Linked DNA regions of Homo sapiens: region 1 is linked to region 2. Evidence: read pairs that join two places in POLR2A ChIA-PET (ENCODE). Cell type or tissue: Panc1. All regions are shown on one strand. Each heading gives the region's core, and the rest is flanking DNA. Links, peaks and the distances in the headings are about the cores only.

The links. Peaks named below come from ENCODE experiments on the same cell type or tissue, not always from the same donor. Only the 100,000 strongest peaks of a DNase experiment are listed, where the experiment ranks them.
Region 1: POLR2A ChIA-PET joins it to region 2 with 6 read pairs; 2 of 35 experiments call an interaction of 5 or more read pairs at or near these places.

Annotation. Positions count from the first base shown.
Region 1 is chr6:153,961,629-153,964,549 of GRCh38, reverse strand. No RefSeq gene overlaps it. Among named protein-coding and RNA genes, the nearest start is that of OPRM1, 76 kb to the left of the region's middle. In Panc1, for the core only: no CTCF peak of the experiment used is centred there; no DNase peak of the experiment used is centred there.
Region 2 is chr6:153,785,282-153,788,202 of GRCh38, reverse strand. No RefSeq gene overlaps it. Among named protein-coding and RNA genes, the nearest start is that of OPRM1, 250 kb to the left of the region's middle. In Panc1, for the core only: no CTCF peak of the experiment used is centred there; a DNase peak (open chromatin) is centred at 1,384.

The DNA.
Region 1 (2,921 bases), core at 251-2,750, 180 kb before region 2:
TCTTGTATGTCTACTCTAAACATGGGGGAATTATTAAACAACAATTAAAAATAAGGCAGTATTTTTTTAAAAGCTACTTTTTTAACTTCCCTTTACAAAAGTAACATTGAAGAAATTACAGATAAGAAAAAATAGATTACATAATCTCTACTAACATATTGCTTCAAATTCCCAACTTCATCCCTAATATATTTATATACATGGATCAAAAATATAATTATGTATCTCTAATGGATTTTTAAAAATTTTTATTTTGTGGGAACACTTAAGGTTATATCTACCCTCCTAACAATTTTAAGTGTACAATACAGTATTGTTAACTACAAGCATAATACATTTTTAATAAGAAAACATATTAGTAAGATAATTTTTAATTGTTCATATTTCTTTTCTCTATAGATAAAAGCAGTGCCAGAGACATAATATAAAATTTGTGTATTTTGAATGAAAAATAAGATAAACAATTGTTAATGAACTTAATACTTATATAATCAACATATGTTCTTTCGTCATAGACAACTTGAGCACAAGTGGGCATTGTTTGATTAAGAACATCATGTTTCTTTCCTTCCTGCCTCTAGGGAAGATGGATAGTTAGGGAAGCAGGGTTGCTTCTTGCCCAGGAGAGAGGCTGCATTTGAATCACAACATGAAGCAGAAAGCATGGTTATTTACCCTCAGAAAGTATAAAGTCATGTAAAAAAGCCAGTGTCAAATCTCTTTTCACAAAACAAGGTTTTGCCTCCAGGAATCAACTCAAATATTAGTTTTAGAGATTTCTATCTGTCCCTGTCTTTACTTTTTCTATTGTTCCCAGATATTGCTGAGTTCACAGTCTGTTTAGCACTTGGCAGGGATTATTTAGCGTAGTGGCAGGTGTCTAGTGATAGCTCTACTGCTTTCCTTTTTCTGCAATAACTGTTGTCAGTGCCTGAAGCTCCTGAATGAAAACTTAAAAAAAAAAAAAAATAGAAAGGTAAGAAGACCTGTAGTGACAATTTTAGGTCCACTGGGGGCAATCACATCACAGCTCTCTTCACAGCCAGAGAAACGGTGACACTTCACACCAAGACCTTTAGAACTTTGGAAAGCCCAGAAATCTTTCAGAAGGGTCAACCTAAACTGATGTTTGAAATTCAGGCTTGAGTCCAAAAGGGATTGGCCCAAATCCGCATGGCATATATTGCCTGTTACTTTTGTAACATGTTCTTTGTTCCATAATGAATGCTGAAGAAGAAGAAGAAGGAGAAGGAGAAGGAAGAAGAAGAAGAAGAAGAAGAAGAAGAGGAAGAAGAAGAAGAAGAAGAAGAAGAAGAAGAAGAAGAAGAAGAAGAAGAAGAAGAAGAGGAAGAGGAAGAGGAAGAGGAAGAGGAGAAGGAAGAAGAAGAAGAAGAAGAAGAAGAGGAAGAGGAAGAGGAAGAGGAAGACCATTTGCACCTAGCTGTTTTCTCCTATTAATTACTGTTTCTGAAAAGTGCCTTGGCAGAAAATGTTTTTGATCTTTATCAACTTGGCACAGTGTTAATCTCCAAATCACAGGAATTTCTACACAATATAAACATCTTGAGAAAAGAATGCAGAGATTAAAGAAAAAAATTCTATAATGGACAACACTACATACACGGATGTTAAATACAGATATTATCACTTGGAATAATTCTGTTGCAGTTAGAGATTTGGATACTGATTTACATATGGATGGACAAGGGATTGAGGGATAGAGAAAAGAGGGGGAATTCTAGATGTATCTGAAGAGTTCATCTATTGCTATGGAAACAGATACATCCTAGCAACAGCTGCTTGGTACGTAGCTGACATGCAGAGCTTAAGCCCTCAAACAAGAGAAAAATGAGCCACAAAGAAATCTTTAGAATACACAGCATTTATATTTCAAAAGTTTTAAATGGACAATTGAAAATTCATACATATGTCAAAATAATAAAGTTACAGAAATTTCATTTTATTACCATCATAGAATGCAGCATATTATTTGATATATTAACTACTATTCTGATTACAAGATAACATGTCATATATCAGAGAGTCAATACTAGTTGAACTTTTTTTGCTGAGTCTAGAAGACAGTATTCAACCGTACTTTTAATATACATGGTTTGTCCTCAGCAATTCTTAGACTCTTATCAGTATAAAATATGACAAACATCCCTCTGTAAAAGAAGGAGAAAATTCAGATGACTTGAGAATTTTATTGAGGTTCGAAAAATATTGTGATTATATCTTTTTTAGTAAATAGAATATCTTTTGTATGCATTAAATGTTCTGGATAAGTACTTTAACCACGTACTTCTTACATGCTTAAATAACCATTTATTTCTATAAAATGAAAGTAACCAAATACTTATCATAATTTTGTATCATTTTGTATGAGTGGTGTGTGTGTGTGTGTGTGTGTGTGTGTGTGTGTGTGTGTGTATCTGTGGCAAAGTTTCTAGGAAGCAGAGTACATTTTTATGTGACTTTCAATTACAACATAAAAAGTAATGAAATTAACATTAAAGGTCTCTTAATCCTGAACTGTCATATTTGCTGGATCACAGAAGATTACATCTGGAGTAGATCAAACTCTTATTCTAACAAAAATTAATACCCAGAGCATGAAGAAGTTTAGCTGGCTTTTTATTTTCCCAAAAGAAATAATTTCTTCCCTACATAGGTCTGTGGCTCTATGTGTGAGATTTCTTTTTTTCTTTTTTCCTTTTTTTTTTTTGAGACGGAATCTTGCTCTGTCGCCCAGGCTGGCGTGCAGTGGTGCGATCTTGGCTCACTGCAAGCTCTGCCTCCCGAGTTCTCGCCATTCTCCTGCCTCAGCCTCCCGAGTGGCTGGGACTACAGGTGCCCGCCACCACGCCCAGCTAATTTTTTGTATTTTTAGTAGAGATGGGGTTTCACCGTGTTAGCCA
Region 2 (2,921 bases), core at 201-2,700:
TATAAGGATTTTGTAAGAAATTAAGTTAAAAAAGTATGAAGCGCAATGTCACAAAACTTGGCACGCAGTAAATAATAATAGATCATAATGTAGTTGCTTTTATTGTTTAAAATAGCATGCATTTCTCTGCAACAGTAAACTGAATACAATTAATATAAATTTGCTTTTTTTGGTGAAACCTCTAAAATTATTAGACAGTTTTGAGCTAGTTGCTTCCATTGGTGGTTCAGAGGAGTGAGTTGGGGAGAGAGAGTATGGCTCCCCTGAAACCTCCAAAATACACATATCATCTAAGTAGAAACAGCAGACAGAGACTGTTCCCTGCCACAATGGAGTAACTGGAACCAGACTTACTATTCCACTATGAACAAGTAGAAAACTACAGAATATATGTGGCAACCATTTTTAGACATCGGACAACCAGCAGGTCAGGACTGTGATCCCTAAGAGCAGGGAAGCACGGAGAACTTGGAGGCACTTTCCCAGTGGGGATGCAGGGAGGAAATTCTGAACAGAGTAAGCGTTGCAGGACTTTTCCTTAGTTCAGCTGAAGACAGGGTTCTTGTCCCATGGTCGTGAAAGTTTAGGCTCGCAGACAGTTTGAAGGGTGAGTAAAGCAGGGTTTTTATTGGGTGAAAGGAAAAAAAAAAAGGCAGGGCAGGGAAAAGGACTCTCCTCAAGGCCAGAGTCCCTGCTTGTGCACTTCTTGCCTTGCTGTTTGAATCCCAGGTTCCACACAAGAAGAGGAGGGGTCAGGCTCCTCCCCTGGTACAAAGGGCATGATCTTCTGTGTCTCCACTCCAGTACACAGGCAGGTTGCAGTTTTGCCTGGGAGCCCCTCCCATCTCGCTGTCTCACAAGAGGCCTCACTGAATCAAAGAAACAGAGATCACCCAGGCGCCCTGGCTCATGCCTGTAATCCCAGCACTTTGGGAGGCCGAAGCGGGAGGATCACCTTAAGTCGGGAGTTCGAGACCAGCCTGACCAACATGGAGAAACCCCATCTCTACTAAAAATACAAAATTAGCCGGGCATGGTGGTGCATGCCTGTAATCCTACTCGGGAGGCTGAGGCAGGAGAATTGCTTGAACCCGGGAGGCCGAGGTTGTGGTGAGCTGAGATCGTGCCGTTGCACTCCAGCCTGGGCAACAAGAGCAAAACTCCGTCTAAAAATAAATAAATAAATAAATAAATAAATAAATAAATAAATAGAAATAGAGATCACCATTCAGGGAGGCAAAGTGGGATGGAATTTGTAGAACAGTACTAAAGATGACAGAACTATTCAAGAAAATGCACCAGAAATTTGTTTTGATCTCTTAGGTCTGTTTAGCATTCAATAAACAATTCCTGGACATATGACATTTTAAAAGTGTGAGTCATCACCAAGGGTCACTTCCTGAATGAAACTTAAATGACTTCCCATAACTCTAAAAAAACTACTCCAGTCTCAAAAAGTTGACTTTAAATGTAAGCCCTGAATCATCTGTGTGGTACTTGCATTTCTAGCCTCATCCTTAACCAGTATGAAGCAGCCTGGCCACCACTCTCCCTTCAGTGGCTCCAGGGTACTAAAGTTATTGCAGGTCTTCAAATGGCCCATTCTGTTTTTCTTGATTCCATGTCTTTGAACATCCTCTTTCATCTGCCTGGATCTCTGGTCTCTCTCTCTCTATTTATCTTACTAAATCCTACTCTTCCTTCAGGTCTCAGTTTTAACATCAGTTCCCTGGTGAGTACTTTTACAGGAAACACAGTTAGTGTTCCCTGCTCTGTGTCCAGAGCTGCTTACTTTCCCTTTCCTAATCTGCTTCACAGTTAATTTAATGTGTCTTCTCCTCCCTGATGGTCAGCAAGCCCAGGGATGTTGGGTCCTGTTCTCTATTGCCTCCAGCACAGTAGCTGGCCCATGATAGGCTCATTGTAAATGTCAGGTGGAGTAAGTGAACAAGCTCAGAGACAGACATTACTCTTGAATGGGAAGAAGGACACTGCTCATTTCTTCCTTTGACTTTTTAGAAAAATTTATTCTAAAAAAAATGTGATACATGTGCAGAATGTGCAGCTTTGTTACATAGCTATACACGTTCCATGGTGGTTTGGTGCATCTACTGACCCATCCTCTAAGTTCACTCCCCTCACCCTCCATCCCCCAACAGGCCCTGGTGTTTGTTATTCCCCTCTCTGTGTCCATGTGTTCTCATTGCTCAAATCTCATTTATGAGTGAGAACATGGCAATATTTGGTTTTCTGTTGCCTGTGTTAGTTTGCTGAGGATGATGGCTTCCAGCTTCATCCATGTCCCTGTAAAGGACATGATCTCATTCTTTTTTATGGCTGCATAGTATTCCATGGTGTGTATATATACCACATTTTCTTTATCCAGTCTCTCATTGATGGGCATTTGGGTTGGTTCCATGTCTTTGCTATTGTAAATAGTGCTGCAATAAACATACAGGTGCATGTGTCTTTATAGTAGAATGACTTATATTCCTTTGGGTAGATACCCAATAATAGGATTGCTGGGTCAAATGGTATTTCCTTCTAGATCCTTGGGGAATTGCCATACTGTCTTCCACAATGGCTGAACTAATTTACACTTCCACCAACAGCGTAAAAGCGTTCCTATTTCTCCACAACCTTGCCAGCATCTATTGTTTCCTGACTTTTTAATGATCGCCATTCTAACTGGTGTGAGATGGTATCTCATTGTCGTTTTGATTTGCATTTCTCTGATGATCAGCGATGTTGAGCTTTTTTTCATATGTCTTTTGGTTGCATAAATGTCTTCTTTTGAGAAGTGTCCATTCATATCTTTTGTCCACTTTTCAATGGGGTTGTTTTTTTCTTGTAGATTTATTTAAGTTCCTTGTAAATTCTGGATGTTAGACCTTTGTCACGTGGGTAGATTGCAAAAAATT